2 separate regions of the Homo sapiens genome follow, and region 1 is linked to region 2. The links are chromatin contacts, found by Hi-C or POLR2A ChIA-PET in ENCODE. All regions are on one chromosome and are shown on one strand. Each heading gives the region's core, a stretch centred on a gene start or an enhancer-like site at or near the end of the contact. The rest is flanking DNA. Distances are from core to core; before and after follow the strand shown.

Region 1 (3,471 bases), core at 493-2,992, 470 kb before region 2:
CAGCGACTGTGAGGAGGAGGTCTCCTCCGCAGGGGGAGTGTACTCCCCGGAGCAGTCCTCCCCTTCAGGGTTCTCAAATTCCTGGGGCCAGGAGAGGAGAAGAGGGGTGGGAGAACGCAGGGCTGAGAGACACGCCATCGTCTTTCTCTTAAGTTTGTCTCCCCTTCATTTTTGTAACTGTCTCCCAGTCCCAGCCCAATTTCCATCCCCCATTTCCCCATCCCAAGGCTCCAGATCTTGCCATAGCTTCAAGCTGGAAGGTGCTCTCGGATTTACTGCCCCCTTCTCCCCACCAACCACCTGTGTAGGGGGTAAAGGCCTTGCTGGAGTCTTCCTCCCCAAGTTGAATCCCCTCATGCACCTCACCTTGAAGCCGACATCGCCCCGTTTGCAGCACAGACAGGTGAGGAGGAGGAAGATGAAGGCCAGCAGGCCGGAGCAGGAAATGAGGACCACAGCGTAGGGAGGAGCCAGAGGAGCCCGGCCCAGGGCGAATCCATCTGTGGGCACAGGGCTGGGCTGGGGTCCCAGCTTCAAGTCCCTGGATACCGGAATCATGCCCCCTCCCGTCCCGGCACGTCTTGGACTACAACTCCCGTGATGCTCTGCGACCAGGGTCCCTTGGCAGAGGTGCAGAGTGGCCCAAGGCATTGTGGGAGTTGTAGTTTGGGGCCTTCCCAAGTGGTTGGATTGGGGGTGGGGTCTCTCTTCTCGTCCCAAACTGGGACCCCCGCCACCTCATCCCACCCCATCCCCTCACCCCAGGCTTGGATGAATTCCAATGAGGGTTGAAGGAAAGAGGAGTGATAGTGAAGTCTGGAGCTTGCAGAATTTAAAATACGCTCCCGTGGACAGCCTCATTACCCCTCGTTGGGGAGGAGGACTAGCTCTCAGCTGCAGGCTGGGAGAAGATTCTTGCCCCATGCTGGAACCCCCCAGTTTGTGGGGTTGAGATCTGTCTCTTTTAGGGACGCTTGGCGCACACCGATGTTCTCTATCCCCAGCCCAAGACCCAGAGAAGGGAACTCCGCAAGCCCTGGGTCTCTCCAGAAGCCAGAGACAGCCTCCCGTGTTGTGTCCCCCTTAGAAATAGTATTCCTGTCCTCTGCCCCCAATTCTCCCAGAGGCCCTGTCCTTCCCCTTCTTCCTGCACACACCAGCACAAACACATGCGTGCACGCATACACACATGTTGCCCAAACGGAGCCCCCTCCCCACCCAGCCCCCAGCCTCCCTCCCACAGGCCCTGCTGACAGAGGCACCGTCCCCGCCGCTCCGGGCCCTGCTGGGCTGCGGGAAGACGCGCACCAGGTGACGGGGCAGGACCCGCAGACAGACCCCTGGGCAGACAGCGAGGCCGCCGCGGGGGTGGGGGCCACCGGACAGACTGATGGCCCGACAGACTCACCGGGGTGGGCCGGGGACGCCAGGCAGCCGGAGGCGGAGACGGCCGCAAGGAGGATGAGGGCGCCGGGGGCAGGCATCTTGTCGAGGATGGCAGGGAGGTGGAGGTGGTGGCGGCTGGGGAGGAGGGGGGGGCGGGCCCTCAGCCCCCAGCCATGGGGACCCGCGCGACCCTGGCCTCCTCCCGGCCCAGGAGAGGGGCAGGAGACGCAGGACAGGGGGAGGGAGGGGCTGCTTGCTGGCTCAGGTACCCCCCTCCCCCTCTTTGAAGGGACAGACGGATGAAGGGATGGAGAGGCGGACAGAGGAGAGATGCTGGGGAGCCGGGGTTGCTGGGGTGGGGGGGAGAGGGTAGGATGGGGGGGGCGAGAAAGAGGGCCCCGCCCCCGAGGGCAGCCAGGATTGGGGGAGCAGAGAGCCTGTCACAGGAAGGGTGGGAGGAGGGAGGATGGAGCGTCGTCATGGCAACTGGCTCCCCCGTAGCATTGGCTGCCAGGAGGGAGGGGAGGAAATGGGAGGGGGAGGGACAGACAGGGACCGGCACACACTTGCAGCGGGGGTGGGGGGGCAGGGCCCACGGGTGCCTGGCCCGGACACCGCTGTGACATGCCACCAGCATGGACACATGTGCTACACGCTAAGATGCAGATGTCAGGCACGCGCAGCCCACACACAGCTGACACACGTCGCAGGGACCCTCATAGACAAGCGCATCACATACAAAGGTGGACAGCCATCAGCAGACGGGGACACGTACACGTCACACACAAAGACGCAGGGACCGCACTGGAAACGCACAGGCAGGCCAGCTTCCAGCACAGATGCACCCGGCCACGCAGGAACGTCAAAGCATCACAAAGACCCACACATGCCCCGGACAAAGTAAAGCCCCAGATCCACAGACGCACACGCCACAGACAAAGATCCCCACGGACACCACTGTGACATGCTGACACTCATAGTCACAGCCACGCAGACAGTCCCTAGACAAATGGGCAACAAAGAATACCCACAGACACAAGTATCACATACATGCACGTCACACAGACATGCACAGACAGCAATTGCACAGACACACGCAGACACACACATCACATGAACTAACATAGACACGGACACAGCAGCTACACAGAGACAGGCACATCACATACATGAGTACACAGAAACATAATACATGCATGTATACGGACACGTAACATGCATCACTCACACGGACACAAGCTTCACTCACATGGATACACACAGACACACTACATACACATGCATGCGGGCACACACAACTCATACATACAGGGCTACATAAATCACATGCAAAAATACACATAAATACACCACACACTGATACATACAGACACATATAACATGCACATATACACAGTCACACATACATAAGCACAGACATAGGCACACAGATCAAATACACAGACACACAGAGTTGCACACATCACATACCTAAACAGACATGGACACACACATCACAAATACACACACCTTTCACACAAGGTTACAAAGACACAGAACCCCACCACAGTCACACATCACATACATAAACACACACTGGCACACATAACACATACAAAGAGTCACACACCCACAACACAGACACAGACACGCGCACAGACACACGGGTCGCAAATACCCACGTTTCCCGTGCGGTTACGCAGACATTACACAACCACAGCACTTGCCTCATACAAAAGATACATGATCATAGTTTATTTAATGTATTTATTCTTATGAGTATTTAGTCTGTGCCAGGTATCGTCCGCAGCGTTTTACACGTACAGAATTACCTCTCAATCCTCACAACCGCCCTCTGAGACAGGTATTTTTTAATCATGCCCATTGTACAGATGAGGCAACTGAGGCACAGCGCGGGGTAGTCACCTGCCCCAAGGCACACAAGCCGGGGAGTGGCAAAGCTGGGACTGGAACCCGGTCCATCGGGGACACCGACACATCAGACAAGGACACACATACATCACGTGCCAGGCCGCCGCCGTCTCGGGGTCACATCCCACCCTCCAGCGCCCCGAGCTGCAGACACACCCGGAAGCGCGGACTCCC
Region 2 (3,467 bases), core at 910-3,409:
CCTTCTTTCGTGTGTGTGTGTATGTGTCCGCCTCGCTCTGTTGCCCAGTCTGGAGTGCAGTGGCATAATCATAGCTCACTGCAGCGGCATAATCATAGCTCACTGCAGCCTTGACCTCCTGAGCTCAAGGCATCCTCTGGCCTCAGCCTCCCAGGTAGCTGGGATAACAGGTGTATGCCACTATGCCCAGCTCATTTTTGTATTTTTGGTAGAGACAGGGTTTCATCATGTTGCCCAGGCTGGTCTCAAACTCCTGGGCTCAAGCGATCCTCCCACCTCAGCCTCCCAAAGTGCTGGGAATACTGACAGGTGTGAGCTACCAAGCTGGGCCTTGACTTTCTTTTGGGGGTGGGTGGGGGGCTAGTGTGGGATCTGGCTCTGTCCCCCAGGCTGGTGTACAGTGGCACAGTCATGGCTCACTGCAGCCTCAGCCTCCTGGTCTCAAGTGATCTTCCTGCTTTGGCCTCTCAAAGTGCTGAGATTACAGGCATGAGCCACCACACCTGGCCCTTTATTACATTTCTACACTTCCTTTTAAACTTCCCTTTGGGCTGGGAACAGGGACTCACGCTTGTAAACTCAGCACTTTGGGAGGCTGAGGCAGACAGAACACTTGAGGTCAGGAGCTTGAGACTGGCCTGGCCAACATGGTGAAATCTCGTTTCTACTAAAAATATATAAATTAGCTGGGTGTGGTGGCATGTGCCTGTAATCCCAGGTACTTGGGAGGCCAAGGCAGGAGTATTGCTTGAACCCAGGAGGCAGAGGTTGCAGTGAGCCGAGATCGTGCCACTGCACTCCAGCCTGGGCGACAGAGCGAGACTCCATCTCAAAATAAATAAATAAATATAATAAAAATAAATAAACAAATAAGCTTCCTTTTGCTCATTGACCCCAGAATCCCAGAGAAACCACACGTCCCAGCAACCCTCGTGGCAGAATAAGCCACAGAAAACAGCCCACCCTAAGTGCCTCGCCTCCAGCAACTGAAGTTGCACGAGTCAGCACGTGCCCTTCTGTGGACCTCAGAATAGATCCCTTCATAAAGGGCTGCAGGAGAAAGCAGGACTCCCAGCAATCTCTGGGGTCTGAGCTGGCCTGGCAAGCTGCCTCTGGGGCTGCCAGGAACTGCTATCTCTCTGCACAGAGGTCCAATCCATACCTGCGTTGCAAAGATGGCTCTCTTCATCATAGTGAAGTCTTCCTTATCCAGCATCTTGTTCATGTCGGGAAGGCTCCCACTGCAAGGCAAGCAGGGGCATGCATGTGAGAACGGAGTAATGAGAGGGGTTAGTCAGGGCCTAGGAGGGCACAGGGCTGAGGGTGGGGCACTCACACCAGTAAGGATTCATAAAGCTTCCTCCCGAACTTTTCCTTCACCGTGTTGGCCGTGTCCCTGGAGGAAGCAGAGCAACAGGGTCACATACACACCAGCTGCCATTTACTGTTAGGCTTCTTTAGTTAGTTTGTTTGTTTATTTTGAGACGGAGTTTGGCTCTTGTTGCCCAGGCTGGAATGCAATGGCGTGATCTCGGCTCACTGCAACCTCTGCCTCCCAGGTTCAAGCAATTCTCCTGCCTCAGCCTCCCGAGTAGCTGGGATTACAGGCATGAGCCACCGCGCCCGGCTAATTTTCTATTTTTAGTAGAGACGGGGTTTCTCCATGTTGGTCAGGCTGGTCTCAAACTCCCAACCTCAGGTAATCTGCCCACCTCGGCCTCCCAAAGTACTGGGATTAGAGGCTTGAGCCACTGTGCCCAGCAGTTTATTTATTATTATTATTATTATTATTGACAGAGTTACTCTGTCGTCCAGGCTGGAGCGCAGTGGTGCGATCTTGGCTCACTGCAACCTCTGCCTCTCAGGTTCAAGCAATTCTCCTGCCTCAGCCTCCTGAGTAGCCGGGATTACAGGCACCTGCCACCATGCCCGGCTAATTTTTGTAACTTTAGTAGAGACGGGGTTTCACCACGTTGGCCAGGCTGGTCTCGAACTCCTGACCTCTGGCTGGTAATTGGCCACCTCGGCCTCCCAAAGTGCTGGAATTACAGGCATGAGCTGCCGCGCCCAGCTACCCTTAGGTTTCTAGGATAGCAAGGAAACTGAGGTGTGAGCAGGGAAGCCGTGCCCTGGGGCCTCCAGGCTGGAGGATGGGGACCCAGGGGGCAGGCCCTGGAAGGCTTAGGACCCACGTGCCTGACATCAGCTGTGTGGTCAGGGACAGGTGGCCTTCCCTCTCTGACTGCAGTGACTCATTTTTCAGAGGAGGATGAAAATAGAATCAACCTCAGAGGTTTGCGATGAGGACCCAATGATGTCATGCCAAAAAGTACACATGGCAAGCCTTCCAGAAATGTCAGCTATTATTAGGACTTGTACTTGTCCTGCAGATGGCAATGCTAAGCCCCATTTTATACGAAAAGAAAGTAAGATTCTGAGAAAGGACCACTTAGGCACACAAGTAAAGCTAGCAGTGTCACACAACAGCCCCACGGTCACTCCTCCACTTAAAATCCTCCCATAGCTCTGGCCTCATTTATTTTTCTTTCTTTGTCTCTTTTTCTTTTTTCTTTTCTTTTTTTTTTTTTTTTTTTTTTTTTTTTTTTTTTTTTTTTTGAGACAGAGTCTTGCTCTGTCGCCCAGGATGGCGCAATCTCGGCCACTTTCTAGGTTCAAGAAATTCTCCTGCCTCAGCCTCCTGAGTAGCTGCAATTACAAGCGTGCGCCACCACATCTGGCTAATTTTTATATTTTTAGTACCGATGGGATTTCACCACGTTGACCAGGCTGATCTCGAACTCCTGACCTCAAGTGATCTGCCCTCCTCAGCCTCCCAAAGTGCTGGGATTACAGGTGTGAGCCACCGCGCCCAGCCTCTTTCTTTCTTTTTTTTTTTTTTTTTTTTGAGACCGAGTCTCACTGTCACCCATGCTGGAGTGCATTGGCGCGATCTTGGCTCACTGCAATCTCTGCCTCCCGGGTTCGAGCGATTCTCCTGCTTAGCCTCTCGAGTAGCTAGGACTACAGATGTGTGTCACCACGCCCTGCTGATTTTTTTTATTTTTAGGAAAGACGGGGTTTCACCATGTTGGTCAAGCTGGTCTCAAACTCCCGACCTCAGGTGATCCACCCGCCTCGGCCTCCCAAAGTGCCGGGATTACAGGTGTGAGCCACCACGCCCGACTTCTTTTTTATTTTTTTGAGACAGAGTCTCACTCTGTTGCCTAGGCTGGAGTGCAGTGGCGCAATCATGCCTCACTACAGCCTCAACCTCCAGGGCCAAAATGATCCTCCTGCCTCCTGTAGCTGGCACTACAGGTGCCCTCCATCTTGCCTCACTTTCTACCCCTTCTCTATGAGACATGTCACTCCAGCCCCATGGGACTCCCCACCGCGTCTCAATCATGCCTCGGGGCCTTCGAGTTTGCTGTTCCTCAGATACCCACAGGGCTTGCTCCCTCGTCACC

What was found. A loop is a pair of places that touch in the nucleus more often than their neighbours do. ChIA-PET counts read pairs that join two places held with the same protein, here RNA polymerase II (POLR2A). Pooled maps may share reads with other maps.
Region 1: a pooled map shows a loop between it and region 2 (3-fold over the local background). The contact joins the promoter of LMTK3 here to the enhancer-like site in region 2. A Hi-C loop is called at or near these places in 2 of 168 maps with a recorded cell type or tissue (CD8-positive, alpha-beta T cell and naive thymus-derived CD4-positive, alpha-beta T cell) and 6 of 50 pooled maps. POLR2A ChIA-PET finds 5 or more read pairs at or near these places in 1 of 52 experiments (Panc1).

What each region holds. Positions count from the first base shown.
Region 1 is chr19:48,510,093-48,513,563 of GRCh38, forward strand. It overlaps LMTK3 (lemur tyrosine kinase 3), which reads right to left and starts at 1,743. Exons shown (of 15, transcript NM_001388485.1): 1 at 1,409-1,743; 2 at 367-500; 3 at 1-81. The coding sequence starts at 1,484.
Region 2 is chr19:48,976,762-48,980,228 of GRCh38, forward strand. It overlaps GYS1 (glycogen synthase 1), which reads right to left. Exons shown (of 16, transcript NM_002103.5): 9 at 1,337-1,396; 10 at 1,163-1,241. Among named protein-coding and RNA genes, the nearest start is that of FTL, 13 kb to the left of the region's middle. RefSeq lists an enhancer at 2,201-2,440. Within about 2 kb of position 2,160, at least 13 of the 41 ENCODE cell types and tissues checked have a DNase peak (open chromatin) inside an H3K27ac peak, as active enhancers do.